Regions from separate parts of the Homo sapiens genome. Here region 1 is linked to region 2. A link is a loop called in an ENCODE intact Hi-C map of the cell type or tissue named here. Cell type or tissue: B cell. All regions are shown on one strand. Each heading gives the region's core, and the rest is flanking DNA. Links, peaks and the distances in the headings are about the cores only. Region 1 has its middle 18 kb from the start of CDKN3. Region 2 overlaps GMFB (glia maturation factor beta).

What was found. Hi-C counts contacts between places; a loop is a spot of excess contacts. Peaks named below come from ENCODE experiments on the same cell type or tissue, not always from the same donor. Only the 100,000 strongest peaks of a DNase experiment are listed, where the experiment ranks them.
Region 1: a loop joins it to region 2, with 3 times the contacts of the local background. A loop is called at or near these places in 14 of 110 quality-filtered maps.

What each region holds. Positions count from the first base shown.
Region 1 is chr14:54,376,911-54,381,306 of GRCh38, forward strand. No RefSeq gene overlaps it. Among named protein-coding and RNA genes, the nearest start is that of CDKN3, 18 kb to the right of the region's middle. In B cell, for the core only: no CTCF peak of the experiment used is centred there; DNase peaks (open chromatin) are centred at 2,171 and 2,381; H3K27me3 peaks cover 452 bases.
Region 2 is chr14:54,481,729-54,486,124 of GRCh38, forward strand. GMFB (glia maturation factor beta) reads right to left here. Exons shown (of 7, transcript NM_004124.3): 2 at 1,943-2,039; 3 at 425-474. Among named protein-coding and RNA genes, the nearest start is that of GMFB, 5.1 kb to the right of the region's middle. RefSeq lists an enhancer at 1,918-1,997. In B cell, for the core only: no CTCF peak of the experiment used is centred there; a DNase peak (open chromatin) is centred at 1,843; H3K4me3 peaks cover 2,142 bases; H3K27ac peaks cover 4,000 bases.

The DNA.
Region 1 (4,396 bases), core at 79-4,078, 100 kb before region 2:
AACAGAGTAAGAACCCGTCTCCAAAATAATAATAATATTTACCTCATAGTGCTATTGGGAGTGTTAAATTAGTGTATCATTTAGCTACTGCCACAAACCACCCCAAAACACAGTGGCTTAAAACAATTATTCTCACAGATGTAAGGGTCAGCTAAGGATTGACTGAGGGTCAGCTTACCTAAGCTGGACTCAGCTGGACAGCTCTACCTGCCTCAGCTGAGCTCCTCACGTACAGAGAATGCCTAGGGTTATTGGTTGATTTTGACTGAGGTCTGCTGGAGACCCAGCTTTATTTCCTATATGTCATATATTCCTCCTCAGATAAGTGGTCTACATCAATCATGTTTTTCTCATCGTAACAGAAGAGGGAAACAAGGACAAGCTTGACTGGGCAAAAACTTTTTGAACTTTTTGCCACATCATGCTGTGCAGAAAAGAGCATAGCAAGCCTGATACTGCTGTCCTTAGAAAAACCTGCTTGCAAGATTGCCCTTGGCTAGTATCTGGAAACTTGAATTTGTGGAGAGAGAACACTATCTCTGATAAGAAAGCCTCACTGTACCTAAATATTTTGTGCAAACAATACTTTTATCCTGAAGATCTGCTTTCCTTCTGGGAGTCTGAAATTTTAGTACCTGCCAGGCAAAGGTGCCTGCATGATCAGCCCCCACTAGAAACCCTGGTCACCGAGTCTCTAATGAGTTTCCCTGACAGACAACGTTTTGAGATGGGAGAGTTCCCTGACCCCCCTTGCAGATGGCAACAGGGGTGTGGCTTGTCTGTTCGGTCACCACCGCTGCTCAAACCCCTGACAGGAGGGGGAGCACGCAGACGGACAGGTACAGGAGCCCAAGTGGGTGTGTGTTACGGTGCACTCTTTTAGCCTTGCTGTCCATGGATAGCTTAAGAGTTAATCAGCTCAGTAGACCCTCTGCCTTTTTGCAAGGGCAGAGGGCCAATGTGACAGCTTTCTATATCCTGAGATCTTGTCCAGCATCCTGGAAGAACTGGGTCACACACAGACTTGAAGGATGGTGAAAGCAGAGGTTTTATTGAGTGGTGGAGGTGGGCTCTCAGTGGGATGGATGGGGAGCTACAAGGGGGATGAAGTGGGAAGATGATCTTCCCCTGGAGTTTCGCCACCCGGTAGCCGATCTCCTCTCCCACCAACCCCAGTTGAACTCCTCTCGGCATTCAGATGCTCTTTCTTTTCTCTCTGCTGCACCATTCTGCCATCCTTCTGGCTCTCTGATCATCTCCTGGTCTCCTTCTGGAGCTGGGGATTTGGGGTTTATATGGGTACAGGATAGGGGGGCGTGGAGGGCCAAAAGGCAACTTTTGGGTGCAAAAACAGGAATGCCTGTTCCCATTTAGGGCTGTGGGTATTCAGGCTTGAGGATGGGGCCTTTGCCAGGGAACTGCCCTCTTCTACCCAGTATTTCCCTGTCTCCTGTTGGCATCAGTTTCACACGTGTTGTCACAACCCGTTGTTTAGGGAATTAAGCACATCCTGTGTGACTCCCCAGGGAGAGGATGCGTGGATGCTTGAACCTAGTTTCCTCCAGACTTTGTCCCATGCCCCTTTCTTTTTGCTGATTTGCTCAGTATCCTTTCACTCTAACAATTCCTAGCCATGCGTGCAACTGCATACTGAATCCTGACAATCCTAGTGAATCCTCAAATCTGGAAGTAGTCTTAGGGACCTCCCTGACATATATTTCATGTCAAAAGTGGGATTCCCTAGACCAACTCTGACTCAATGAAATATGACAGATGCATTCTTTGGTTAAAGGAAGGATTAAGGGACAGGAGGTGACAAACCCTTAATGGCTGGAAGGTTGTAAAGTTGCCCATGATATTAAACAGCAGCTGGCTGCTGAGTGTTGTGAGTTAAAAGTTACCCATGGAATTTTTAAATAACAGATCCTTCCCCCCAAGAAAGGAGACCCACTCACTGGATCACCTGGCTATTTTCAGTGGCTAAAGTGAGAAGGGAAAATAGTACAGCTTGGGTGATACCTTTGGTTTTCATTTTTTCCTCCAGCTCGGAGGAAAAAAGGACCAAAAATACCCAAAGGTGGGTTTTGGATGAGTTAAAAATATTAACTATTCCAAATGCCAAATCCAGTAACACATCAAAAAGCTTATCCACCACGATCAAGTCAGCTTCACCCCTGGGATGCACGCTTGGTTCAACATATGCAAATCAATAAACGTAATTCATCACATAAACAGAACCAACGACAAAAACCACATGATTATCTCAATAGATGCAGAAAATGCCTTCAATAAAATTCAACACCCCTTTATGCTAAAAACTCAATAAACTATACACTGATAGAATGTATCTGACAATAATAAGAGCTATTTATGACAAACCCACAGCCAATATCACTGGGTGGGTAAAAGTTGGAAGCATTTTCTTTGAAAATCAGCACAAGATAAGGATGTCCCCTCTCTTACCACTCCTATTCAACATAGTATTGGAACTCCTGGCCAGGGCAATCAGGCACAAGAAGGAAATAAATGGTATTCAAATAGGAAGAGAGGAAGTCAAATTGTCTCTGTTTGCAGATGACATGATTGTATATTTAGAAAACCCCATCATCTCAGCCCAAAAACTCCTTAAGCTGATAAGCAACTTCAGCAAAGTCTCAGGATATAAAATCAATGTGCAAAAATCACAAGCATTCCTATACACCAATAATAGACAAACAGAGAGCCAAATCGTGAGTGAATTCCCATTCACAATTACTACTAAGAGAATAAAATACCTAGGAATACAACTTACAAGGGATGTGAAGGACCTCTTCAAGGAGAACTACAAACCACTGCTCAAGGAAATAAGAGAGAACACAAACAAATGGAAAAACATTCCATGCTCATGGATAGGAAAAAATCAATGTCGTGAAAATGGCCATACTGCCCAAAGTCATTTATAGATTCAATGCTATCCCCATCAAGCTACCAGTGACTTTCTTCACAGAATTAGAAAAAACTACTTTAAATTTCATATGAAACCAAAACAGAGCCCACATAGCCAAGACAATCCTAAGCAAAAAGAACAAAGCTGGAGGCATCACACTACCTGATTTCAAACTATACCACAAGACTACAGTAACCAAAACAGCATGGTACTGGTGCCAAAACAGATATATAGACCAATGGAACAGAACAGAGGCCTCAGAAATAACACCATACATCTACAACCATCTGATCTTTGACAAACCTGACAAAAACAAGCAATGGGGAAAGGATTTTCTATTTAATAAATGGTGTTGGGAAAACTAGCTAGTCATATACAGAAAACTGAAAGTGGACCCCTTCCTTAAACCTTATACAAAAATTAACTCAAGATGGATAAAAACTTAAATGTAAAACCTAAAACCATAAAAACCCTACAAGAAAACCTAGGCAATACCATTCAGGACATAGGCATGGGCAAAGGCTTCATGACTAAAACACCAAAAGCAATTCCAACAAAAGCCAAAATTGATAAATGGGATCTAATTAAACTAAAGAGCTTCTGCAAAGCAAAAGAAACTATCATCAGAGTGAACAGGCAACCTACAGAATGGGATAAAATTTTTTGCAATCTATCCATCTGACAAAAGGCTAATATCCAGAATGTACAAAGAACTTAAATTTACAAGAAAAAAACAACTCCATCAAAAAGTGGGCAAAGGATATGAACAAACACTTCTCAAAAGAAGACATTTATGCAGCCAAAAAGTATGAAAAAGGTTCATCATCACTGGTCATTAGGGAAATGCAAATCAAAACCACAATGAGATCTCACGCCAGTTAGAATGGCGATCATTAAAAAATCAGGAAACAGCAGATGCCAGAAAGGATGTGGAGAAATACAAACACTTTTAAGCTGTTGGTGGGAAAGTAAATTAGTTCAACCATTGTGGAAGACAGTGTGGCAATTCCTGAAGGACCAAGAAGCAGAAATACCATTTGACCTAGCAATCCCATTACTGGATATATACCCAAAGGATTATAAATCATTCTACTATAAAGACTCATACAGACGTATGTTTATTGCAGCACTGTTCACAACAGTGAAGACTTGGAACCAACCCAAATGTCCATCAATGATAGACTAGATAAAGAAAATGTGGCACGTATACACCATGGAATACTATGCAGCCATAACAAATGATGTCCTTTGCAGGACATGGATGAAGCTGGAAACCATCATTCTCAGCAAACACAAGAACAGAAAGCCAAACACCGCATGTTCTCACTCATAGGTGCGTGTAGAACAATGAGAACACATGGACACAGGAAGGGGAACATCACACACTGGGGCCTGTCCGGTGGTGGGGGACTAGGGGAGGAATAACATTAGGAGAAATACCTAATGTAGATGACGGGTTGATGGGTGCAG
Region 2 (4,396 bases), core at 175-4,174:
ATACTGAATGACATAAGCCAGTATCTTAGCGGAAAGAAACAATGTCTGATTTCAGAAAAAAGAATTGAATTCTTTTTACTCTAGTTACTTAATTTGACAAACCAGATATTTAAATTGTAGGGTTTCAGGTTTTAAGTACTAGTCAAGCAACTTAGAAGCAAGTTACAAAGTTGACTCACTTCTTACTCAGTATATGACCCCAACTTATACCACTTATTACACTGGACTTCACTAATGCTTTTAAACAAGGTAGTTAAATTAGCAATATCACAAACTACACAATTAGCACATGCTTTTATGCATAATGAGCATGTATTTAAAGGAGGTTCAAGATTCGTTTTAGAAGCATATGTAACTAATATAGCATCTTTTGAGAAATAATAATTACTTAACTATAAAATTGTATTTAGTTCATTGAACAAACCTCAAGCTCCTCATCCAGTACCACCAGGCGTTTATCCTTGTCAATCTTCACTAAAATAAAAATCAAGTATGAGTAAGCTGGGATTCTAATGTGACCCTGATCTGCCCAACCCACACAATCTCAGCCTTTTTTTTCGGACATCTAAAATTAAAACATCAAGAAACAGAAGCATATAACTAATTCACAGTTTTAGTTTACGGTTTATTAGCTAGCTTTGCTTTTCAAGCTGTCAGCTTTTAAAAGCTTTTACCCATAATTCCCAGTACCTAATTTGCTTATTTAGAACTTGCTGTTAATTTCTTACATTTCCTGTGTATATGAAAGAACTTTGTAACTCAAATCCAACTTCTAGATAATAAGAAAAAGCCTGAAAGGGTAACTGTAACTGATTGGTCTATATGCAACATGGTCAGAACTGCAAGGGAAAAAGTGCCTGATCGGGGATCAAAATAGAGAAACCTCAAAATTCCTGGCTTCTCCAAGGTCAGGATTTCATGGCACGGTATCATTATTCTAAGAAAGTGAATAACCAAATAGAAGTGATATCTACATTCAAATATATCTAATGTAATCCAAAGCTAAATCAAAATAAGTTTAGATACTCTATGCCTCTATCCTTTCCTGTTAGTCTGGCAAAGTTGACCATGTTTGGTTTTGCACCAATTTGATAGTAAATCTTGTGAGATATAATGTAATCTCAAATAGTTTCAGCTTTTGCAGTAAATGGCACTAACACACATTTTCACTTTTATTTTTTTTTCACTTTTAAGAACCATATGTCGACATTGCAGTATTTATTTATAATGAAATCAGAATTCATGACAAGTTGTCATGACCTCTGATTAAATCACATCTGCCAGATGCATCTCTGTTAAGCATGGTCTCTAGAGTTTTACATTTTCACCCCCTCATCCTTTCCTCATCTTTCTAAATCACTACCTACATATTAAATACTGCCTATGAATACAAGGGAAATCTGCATAATGTCAGATATAGCTCACAGTGGGAGGAGCAATATGCAAATCACTTTTTCCATTTTCAGAAGATAGTGCCAGTGCCACTTAAAAGTACTCTTCCTGAAACCAGAGTTCAAATCTACAACTGGAATAATGCCCAAAGTCACTATGTACACAATGCTGAACTTTGTCATTTTAGGTGTAGGCAAAGGTTTCTATTTGAGGATGAATGGCCAGGCTATTTTTAGTCCCCCAAGAAGGATGGGTTGGATGGGTCACTGCAGATGGGAATCCTCATTACCCAAGGACCAAGACGACCGCCTTCTCCAGAGCTGTACAGGCAGCTGATAAAAGGACTATGGGGGAGGTGGGACAATCCACCTCTGTTCTGTGACATTAGAATTAGCTGTTACTTATTTTTTAAAGTGATCTAAAGGTGGTGGTGGGGAAATGAAACAGAGGAAGTAACATTGCTTTCCAACGGTTCAGTTCATTCAATGTAGCTACAAGATTAAAAACAAATTAAGACCATGTAACTTTGAGGCAATCACTTTTAGCTTACTTATAATAGCAGCGTTGTTCGTTTCTTTGCGAAAACGAAACTTTCTCAGCTTTTCCACTAAATCTTCGGCAACATCACAAACAACCAAAGACTCACTCTATAAAAGAAAAAAAACACACATAAAATGCCATGACTTCAATATATGTACATGTTAAAGTTATGAAACCTAATACCTTTATAATGCATACTGACATTCACAAATGTCAATTAAGTGAAAGCATTAAATACATGAACACTTAAAAGAACTTTAAAATCAACCAACCTTTGGATCTACATTGCTTAATCCTACAAATTTGTTCATCTCATATATGTAAGGTATATTTTAACTTTCTCTTTGGCTAATGAATGTCTCAAAAACCACACACATAATAATGTGCAATGTCATCAGAACTGGAGAGGAAGGGAAGAATATGGGGAAAGTCAAGAATCACTGTCTGCTGTTAGAAAGGGAGTCAAGCATACTATTTTTACACAGTGAAGGAAGAACAAGAAAATAATCTGATTATACTTAGAATTAATAAATTATTTTTTGTCCTCACAATTACAGGGGAAAAAAAATATAAGCAACAAAAGTGTTAAAAACCCCATAAGAGTAAAGACCAATAATATTTTATATTATAATTAAATGATTATAGAGATATAAAAAGGAGCTACTAAGAATGTGCAAAAGAAATAAAAGCAGAGACAAAAAGAAACATTGCGATTGATACCACAGAAATACAAAGAATCATTAGAGACTATTATGAACACTATAACAAAATGGAAAACCTGGAAGCAATGGATAAATTCTTGGACACACACAATCTACCAAGACTCAACCATGAAGAAATAGAAAACCTGAACAAACCAATAATGAGTAATGAGACTGAAACAGTAATAAAGTCTCCCATCAAAGAAAAACTCAGGATCTGAGGGCTTCACTGCTGAATTCTACCAAAGATTTAAAACACCACTTCTACTCAAACTATTCAAAAAAATTGAAGGGGAGAACATACCTCCAAGCTCATTCTACAAGAACAGCATTACCCTGATACCACAACCAGACAAGTATACAACAACAAAAAAAAACTATAGGTCAATATGCTTGATGAACATAGATGCAAAAATCCTTAACAAAATACTAGAAAACCAGATGCAACAACACATTAAAAAGATCATTCACCGTGATCAAGTGGGATTATCCCAGGGATGTAAGAATGGTTCAACATGGGCAAATCAATAAATGTGATACATTACATTAACAGAATAACAAAAATCGTATCATTTCAAGAGATGCTGAAAAAACATTTGATAAAATTCAACATCCTTTCATGATAAAAACCCTCAACAAATTGGGTATAGAAAGAACACACCTCAAAACAATAAAGGCCATATATGACAAACCCACAGCTGACAGCATACTAAATGGGGAAAAACTGAAAGCCTTTACTCTAAGTTCTGGAGTAAAACAAGGATGCCCAATTGTACCACTTTTATTCAACATAGTACTGGGAGTCCTAGCCAGAGCAGTTAGGGAAGAGAAAGAAATAAAAGACATCCAAGTTAGAAAAAAAGAAGTCAAATTATCCTTGTTTATGACAACATGATCTTATATTTAGAAAAAGCTAAAGACTCCATTAAAAAAAAAACTATTAGAACTGATAAATGATTTCAGTAAAGTTTAGGATACAAAATCAACATACAAAAATCAGTAGCATTTATATACAACAACAGGAAACAATCTGAAAAAGAAATCAAGAAAGCAATCTCACTTACAATAGCTATAAAAAATTTAGGAATAAATTTAACCAAAGAAGTGACAGATCTCTACAATGAAAATTATAAAACACAGATGAAAGAAATTGAAGAGAACATACAAAAATGGAAAGATTCCAAGCTCATGGATTACAAGACATAATATTGTTAAAATGTCCATACTAACCCAAAGTGATCTACAGATTCAATGCAATCCCCATCAAAATACCAATGACATTCTTAAAAGCAAGAGAGAAAAGATCCTAAAATTTGTAAGGAGCCACAAAAGACTGTGAATAGCCAAAGCAACCCTCAGCAAAAAGAACAAAGCAGTACTTCAAAATATACTACAAAACAATAGTTACCAAAACAGCATGATCCTGGCATAAAACCACACACACAGGCCAATGAAACAGAATAGAGAACCCAGAAGTAAATCTACACATTTATAGCCAACTCATTTTGGACAATGATGCCAAAAACATACACTGGGGAAAGGACACTCTCTCCAATAAATGGTGCTGGGAAAACCAGATAGCTATATGCAGAATAAAACCAGACCCCGGGCCGGGCACAGTGGCTCACGCCTGTAATCCCAGCACTTTGGGAGGCCGAGGCGGGCGGATCATGAGGTCAGGAGTTCGAGACCAGCCTGGCTAACATGGTGAAACCCCGTCTCTACTAAAAATACAAAAATTAGCTGGGCGTGGTGGCAAGCGT